Regions from separate parts of the Homo sapiens genome. Here region 2 is linked to region 1. The links are chromatin loops, found by intact Hi-C in ENCODE. Cell type or tissue: PC-3. All regions are shown on one strand. Links, peaks and the distances in the headings refer to the core of each region. The heading gives the core; the rest is flanking DNA. Region 1 overlaps ZZEF1 (zinc finger ZZ-type and EF-hand domain containing 1). Region 2 has its middle 18 kb from the start of CYB5D2.

Region 1 (2,914 bases), core at 321-2,820:
GCTTATATGTGTAATATATATGTTTTTTCTATATATTTTTTTTTTGAGACAGAGCCTCGCATTGTCGCCTGGGCTGGAGTGCAGTGGTGCAGTCTCAGCTCACTGCAACCTCCACCTCCGGGGTTCACGCAATTCTCCTGCCTTAGTCTCCCGAGTAGCTGCGATTACAGGCGCACACCACCATACCCACCTAATTTTCTGTATTTTTAGTAGAGACGGGGTTTCACTATGTTGGACAGACTGGTCTCGAACTACTGACCTCATGATCCGCCCGCCTCGGCCTTCCACAGTGCTGGGATTACAGGCATGAGTCACTGCACTGGCCCATTAAAAATAATTTTATTCACATTTTCATATTGGAAAATTAGAAAAATATAAACAAAAATACTCAAATCCTACTACCCAGGGATTGTTACTATGATTGCCTTGATGTGGATCCTTGCAGACCTTTCCGTGTGTGTGTGTATTTGTGTGTGTAAGTGTGTGTATGGTTTACATACACACACATATATGCACACATATCTACACACCTTTTTTCCTAAAAAATAGAGCTGTATGTATCTGTTCACATAAATCTATACATATCTTTTTACAAAAATGTTGATATTCTTTGCATGTTCTTTTGTAATTTTTTAGAGTGTGTTATATTCACGAATATCCTTATTTAGTGTTGTAAAAATATGCCGTAATTGGCTGGGTGCAGTGGCTCACACCTCCAATCCCAGCACTTTGGGAGGCTGAGGCATGCAGGTCACTTGAGGTCAGGAGTTCTAGACCAGCCTGGCCAACATGGTGAAACTCCGTCTCTACCAAATACAAAAATTAGCCGGGCGTGGTGGCGCATGCCTGTAATCCCAGCTACTTGGGAGGCTGAGGCAGGAGAATCACTTGAACCCAGGAGGCGGAGGTTGCAGTGAGCTGAGATTGTGCCACTGCACTCCTCCAGCCTGGGTGAACAGAGCAAGACTCCATCTCAAAAAAAAAAAAAAAAAAAGCCGTAATTTTAACCCACCCCTCATTCTTGGACATTTAGATTGTTTCCAATTTTATACCATTATAACCTTGCTTTAAACATAGCATTTTGGAAATAATCACAATTCTGTGATTGCTTTCTGGGCTTATTTCGTTCAGGGAGCCGGAATGCTTCATGTTTTATCTCATTTCTTCTAATGCTTTCCTGGGCCAAAAGAAGTGTTCTTTGCTCAAAGGAACTGAGGCCTAGGGAGGTAGAGTCTTTGTGTCTCACCCCTAGCAAATAAGTAGTTAGGCCTGTGGGTTAGAAGCTTCCTGTCTTATATTGTGATCTTTTCTCTAAGTTGTGTCCTTTTTAAATTCTTACCTTCTCTCCTCTGACCCAAATAAGAAATTGTGACATCTCTTAAAAGTGAGTCATGTCTGTGTCATCTGTTTGGATTTGATTATTAAAAATAAATTCTCACAATTGCTTGTAAGCCAGCCACTGTTCTATAACTTAATCCAAATTTCAGAATCCTAGGAAGAATTCTAGAAATGTTCTTACCATGTATTCAGACAGGCTTGTTTTAAAATGTTCTTTGTGTAGTTTTTTCAAGACTCCTAAGTTCCTAAGAAGTTTTGTTGTAAAGACTTAAATCACCCTTAATTTTACATATTATTCTTATGATTTCTTAGATTTGTCAAAGCTTTTTGACAAATTTATTATATACTAGTTCCATTGCACATGCTATTTATTTCTGTCATCAAAGTGTACCTTCAGAATTTTCTTTTCAAAATGTCTATTACTATTTTGCTTTTAGTTGGGAGCCCAGCATTTGCCTAAAGAAGTTAATCCAATACTGAATTTTTTGTTTGTGCTCGACAGATGTCCAGATTAACATAAAGCGTTGTCTTAGCGATGGCTGCGACACTAGAATTCATGGTCTCAGGGCTGTTGGCTTTCAGAGAGTTAAGAAGTCTGGGGTCTCAGTCTCAGATGCTTCTGCAATATGGTATTGGTCTCTGCTGACATCTCTGGTGACGGCTTCTATGGAGACAAATCCCGCCTTTGTCCAGACAGTGCTGCACAATACTCAGTAAGTCATTCTCTCTATGTTCCAGCCCCCTCAACATGCCCTCATTCTCCCATCATCCTTTAGGGCGTATCACTGAGCAGCCTTCCATCATTGATCGTTGTGGCTCAGTCAGCTCGGCCTCAGGTGCCCTAGTGTTTCCTGTTCGTGCCACTCAGCTCCACAGTGTATCTCTCTTTGATTGACGTTCTGACTTTACAGACTGAAAAAGTGCCCATTCCACCTTCCTGCTCCTCGTCACACAGTTCCTACAGTGTTCTTCATCAGCTCACTAAGTGGACCAGTCTTGTGAGGAGGTCACTTATGCTGTGCCTGTTCCTTGTCCATTGGGAAGTAATTGCTCATGTTTCTATAGGATTTGATGTTGGATAAAGCCCTTTCAGATGCAGTCTATTATTTTACCTACTGACACTGAAGTGTACCTGTGAAAATCACCCCATTTTATAGACGCAGATGTTGTGACCTTTCCTGAAGTCACAAGACCAGGCTGCAGTAATGGATCAGTTGAGGGCTCTTTCCACGAATGAGTGAAATCTTTTCAGGGTACTAAATTAATTTCTTTTGAAATGTAGAGTACTTTTGAAAAAAAATCATTAGGGCAAAAAGACCAAATAGTAACATATAAGACAAATACAACCAGCTATAGCAGCACTGAAATATTAGTATTGTGCAGATTCAGTAACTGATAATAGGTACCTATAGTGTAGGCGGTGAGAGTATCAGCCAAAAAGAGATTGCTAATATTTTGTTCTCTAGACATCTTTTGAGATTTGTTAGCACTATTGAGTAAAACTGTTAGCAAATAACACTGCTGCTCTGAAGGTTAATAGTTGGCCATACCTTGTTCTTTCTTCCTGTTGTAGCAT
Region 2 (2,914 bases), core at 238-2,737, 51 kb before region 1:
AGGAAGTACTCTCAAGGCTAGGGTCCAGCCTAGGGTTGTTGCCCTTCTCTGAGGCACCCACAGACTTCTGAGCAGGCACAGTCCTAACCTCCCCATTGGGGCCAGCTTTCAGAGTACAGCTTTGCCTAGAGCAAAGTGAGTGTGGGGCGGGGCGGGGGTCACGCAGTGGCTCAGCTGTGACCAAAAAACGTCAGACTCTTCACTCTTAGATGTTTATAGAAAACTGTAATCTCAGAATGAAAAGGCAAATGTTGAAACTTCTTTCAAGATGACTTCTTTATTTTTGGGTTTTGTTTGTTTGTTTTGGGAGAGTCTCTCTCTGTCGCCCAGGCTGGAGTGCAGTGGTGTGATCTCGGCTCACTGCAGCCTCCACCTCCCCAGTAGCTAGGACTGCAGATGCGTACCACCACACCCAGCTAATTTTTGTATTTTAGTAGAGATGGGGTTTCACCATGTTGGCCGGGCTGGCCTCCATCGAACTCCTGGCTTCAAGAGATCCGCCCACCTTGGGCTCCCAAAGTGCTGGGATTATAAGCGCCCGGCCTCCTTCACAATGTTGGAGTGGAGTGCAGCTGCAAAGGCTTTGCCTTGACACTGTGCTCACTGGTGTGGCAGAGATCAGACTCGCATCACAAAGCCCAGCTCTGTCACCCGACGGTTGATGTAACTATTAGAAGAGGTGGGGAGATATTTATGCCCCTTTTCTGGGCCATAAAATGGGAACTTCTCAAGGCAGGCATAGAGATTAAATGAGAACAAGGCCTGGCCCAGCATAGTTGCCCAATATGTATGTTTTCTCCTTCCCTTCCTTCTGCCAGCAAGTCTAACTGCATGCTCAGCCTAAGCTGAGCTTATCTGTGGCTTCCATCAGGGCCTTGCCCTTCCTCCCCCATGGTTTTGCCCAGGGCCACCTGTACTGGAGAGGGAAAGGCCAGGCATTTCTCCAGTAATTACCAGCTTCTCATGGCTGAGCCCTTCAGGCCATTAAAATGACAACCTACTCTTGCTGAACCTAATTCTTTGCTGAATCCTTTGCCCTGACATGAGAGATGTGTTACCAGATTAAGTAGGAAGGTAAGTACCATAAGGTAAGTATCAAAAAGGAAATGAATTCTCAACTGAGCAAGGAACAGAGCAGGCTGCTGAAGCCAGCCAAGTCTGTCCTGGAGCCTGCACGCAGGGCTCTTGCATCAGTCAGAGATCAGGTACCCTCTAGGCACGGCCAGAGCCCGCAGCTGGCTGGAATGACTAATGCTCCTTTTTGTTTGTTTGTTTTTTGAAGGATCAGAACATCTTGGGACCTGGCCCTCACACTCTCCCTGCATTCCTACCGCAAGGACAGCCTCTGGCTGCTCTACTGGGTTTATTCCACCATACTATAAGCCCCCTGAGGTCGGAAGCCTTGCTTCCTCGACCACCCAACCCTAACGTGATGCCTGGCACATAGTAGGTTCTTGGTAAGTTATTTGCTGAATGACTAAGGAGGACTAAATCATGGGCAGTAACTAGTTTCCAGTTAGCATGGAGTTGGGGGCTGTTTCTGGTTAATAGAGAAGTCTCAGCACTGAGCTCAGGGACTGCCTAGAACTCAGAAGAAAATCCTAATTTCAGCTCTTCTTTCTGTCTGCTCCTGGTCCTGCCCCAGGGAGGGCAGAGACATACAGAAATATGGAGGAGTGAAAATGGCACCGAATCAGGCATCCAGAGCTTTGAGTTCTAGGCTCAGGTCCATGCTCAGTGACTTAAGTTCTATGTGCCTTTATTGCCTTATCTCCAAAAAGTGCGGTGGCTCACGCCTGTAATCCCAGCACTTTGGGAGGCCGAGGTGGGCAGATTGCTTGAGCCCAGGAGTTGGAGACCAGGCTGGGCAACAAGGTAAAACCCCATCTCTACAAAAATAAAAAACTAGCCGGGCATGCTGGTACGTGCCCATCATCCCAGCTACTCGGGAGGCTGAAGTGGCAGAATCTTTTTGAGCCCGGGAGGTCAAGGCTGCAGTGAGCTATGATCACGCCACTGCACTCCAGCCTGGGCAACAGAGTAAGACCCTGTCTCAAAAAAAGAAACAACTCTGCACGAACTTCCCACACGCTAGGTGCGGTGGATATAGGGGTACAGCGCTGAGTAAAGTGGATTATAGGGGCATGGTGCTGAGTCACGTGGATATAGGGGTGAGGAGCTGAGTCACATGGATATGGGGTAAGGCTCTGAGTCATGTAGATATAGGGGTACAGCGCTGAGTAATGTGGATTATAGGGGTACGGCACTGAGTAAAGTGGATTATAGGGGTACGGAGCTGAGTTGCGTGAATGTAGGGGTACAGCGCTGAGTTGTGGATATAGGGGCACAGAGCCGAGTCGTGGATATCGGGGTATGGAGCCGAGTCGTGGATACAGGGGTACGGCGCTGAGTCATGTGGATACAGGGGTACGGAGCTGAGTCATGTGGATTATAGGGGTACGGAGCTGGGTCGTGGATATAGGGGTACGGAGCTGAGTCATGTGGATTATAGGGGTACGGAGCTGAGTCATGTGGATATAGGGGTACGGAGCTGAGTCGTGGATATAGGGGTACGGCGCTGAGTCATGTGGATTATAGGGGTACAGAGCTGAGTCATGTGGATATAGGGGTACGGCGCTGAGTCATGTGGATATAGGGGTACGGCGCTGAGTCATGTGGATATAGGGGTACGGACAGTCGTGGATTATAGGGGTACAGAGCTCAGTCATGTGGATATAGGGGTACATAGCTGAGTCATGTGGATATAGGGGTACGGAGCTGAGTCATGTGAATATAGGGGTACGGAGCTGAGTTGTGGATATAGGGATATGGAGCTGAGTCGTGGATATAGGGGTACGGAGCTGAGTCATGTGGATATAGGGGTATGGAGCTGAATCACACTGGGGCTCTGTCC

The links. Hi-C counts contacts between places; a loop is a spot of excess contacts. Peaks named below come from ENCODE experiments on the same cell type or tissue, not always from the same donor. Only the 100,000 strongest peaks of a DNase experiment are listed, where the experiment ranks them.
Region 2: it touches region 1 in a loop (8-fold over the local background); 2 of 110 quality-filtered maps call a loop at or near these places.

The regions. Positions count from the first base shown.
Region 1 is chr17:4,108,790-4,111,703 of GRCh38, reverse strand. It overlaps ZZEF1 (zinc finger ZZ-type and EF-hand domain containing 1), which reads left to right. Exons shown (of 55, transcript NM_015113.4): 6 at 1,841-2,051. Among named protein-coding and RNA genes, the nearest start is that of ZZEF1, 33 kb to the left of the region's middle. In PC-3, for the core only: no CTCF peak of the experiment used is centred there; a DNase peak (open chromatin) is centred at 1,323; H3K27ac peaks cover 1,620 bases.
Region 2 is chr17:4,159,750-4,162,663 of GRCh38, reverse strand. No RefSeq gene overlaps it. Among named protein-coding and RNA genes, the nearest start is that of CYB5D2, 18 kb to the right of the region's middle. In PC-3, for the core only: no CTCF peak of the experiment used is centred there; a DNase peak (open chromatin) is centred at 1,223; H3K27ac peaks cover 1,390 bases.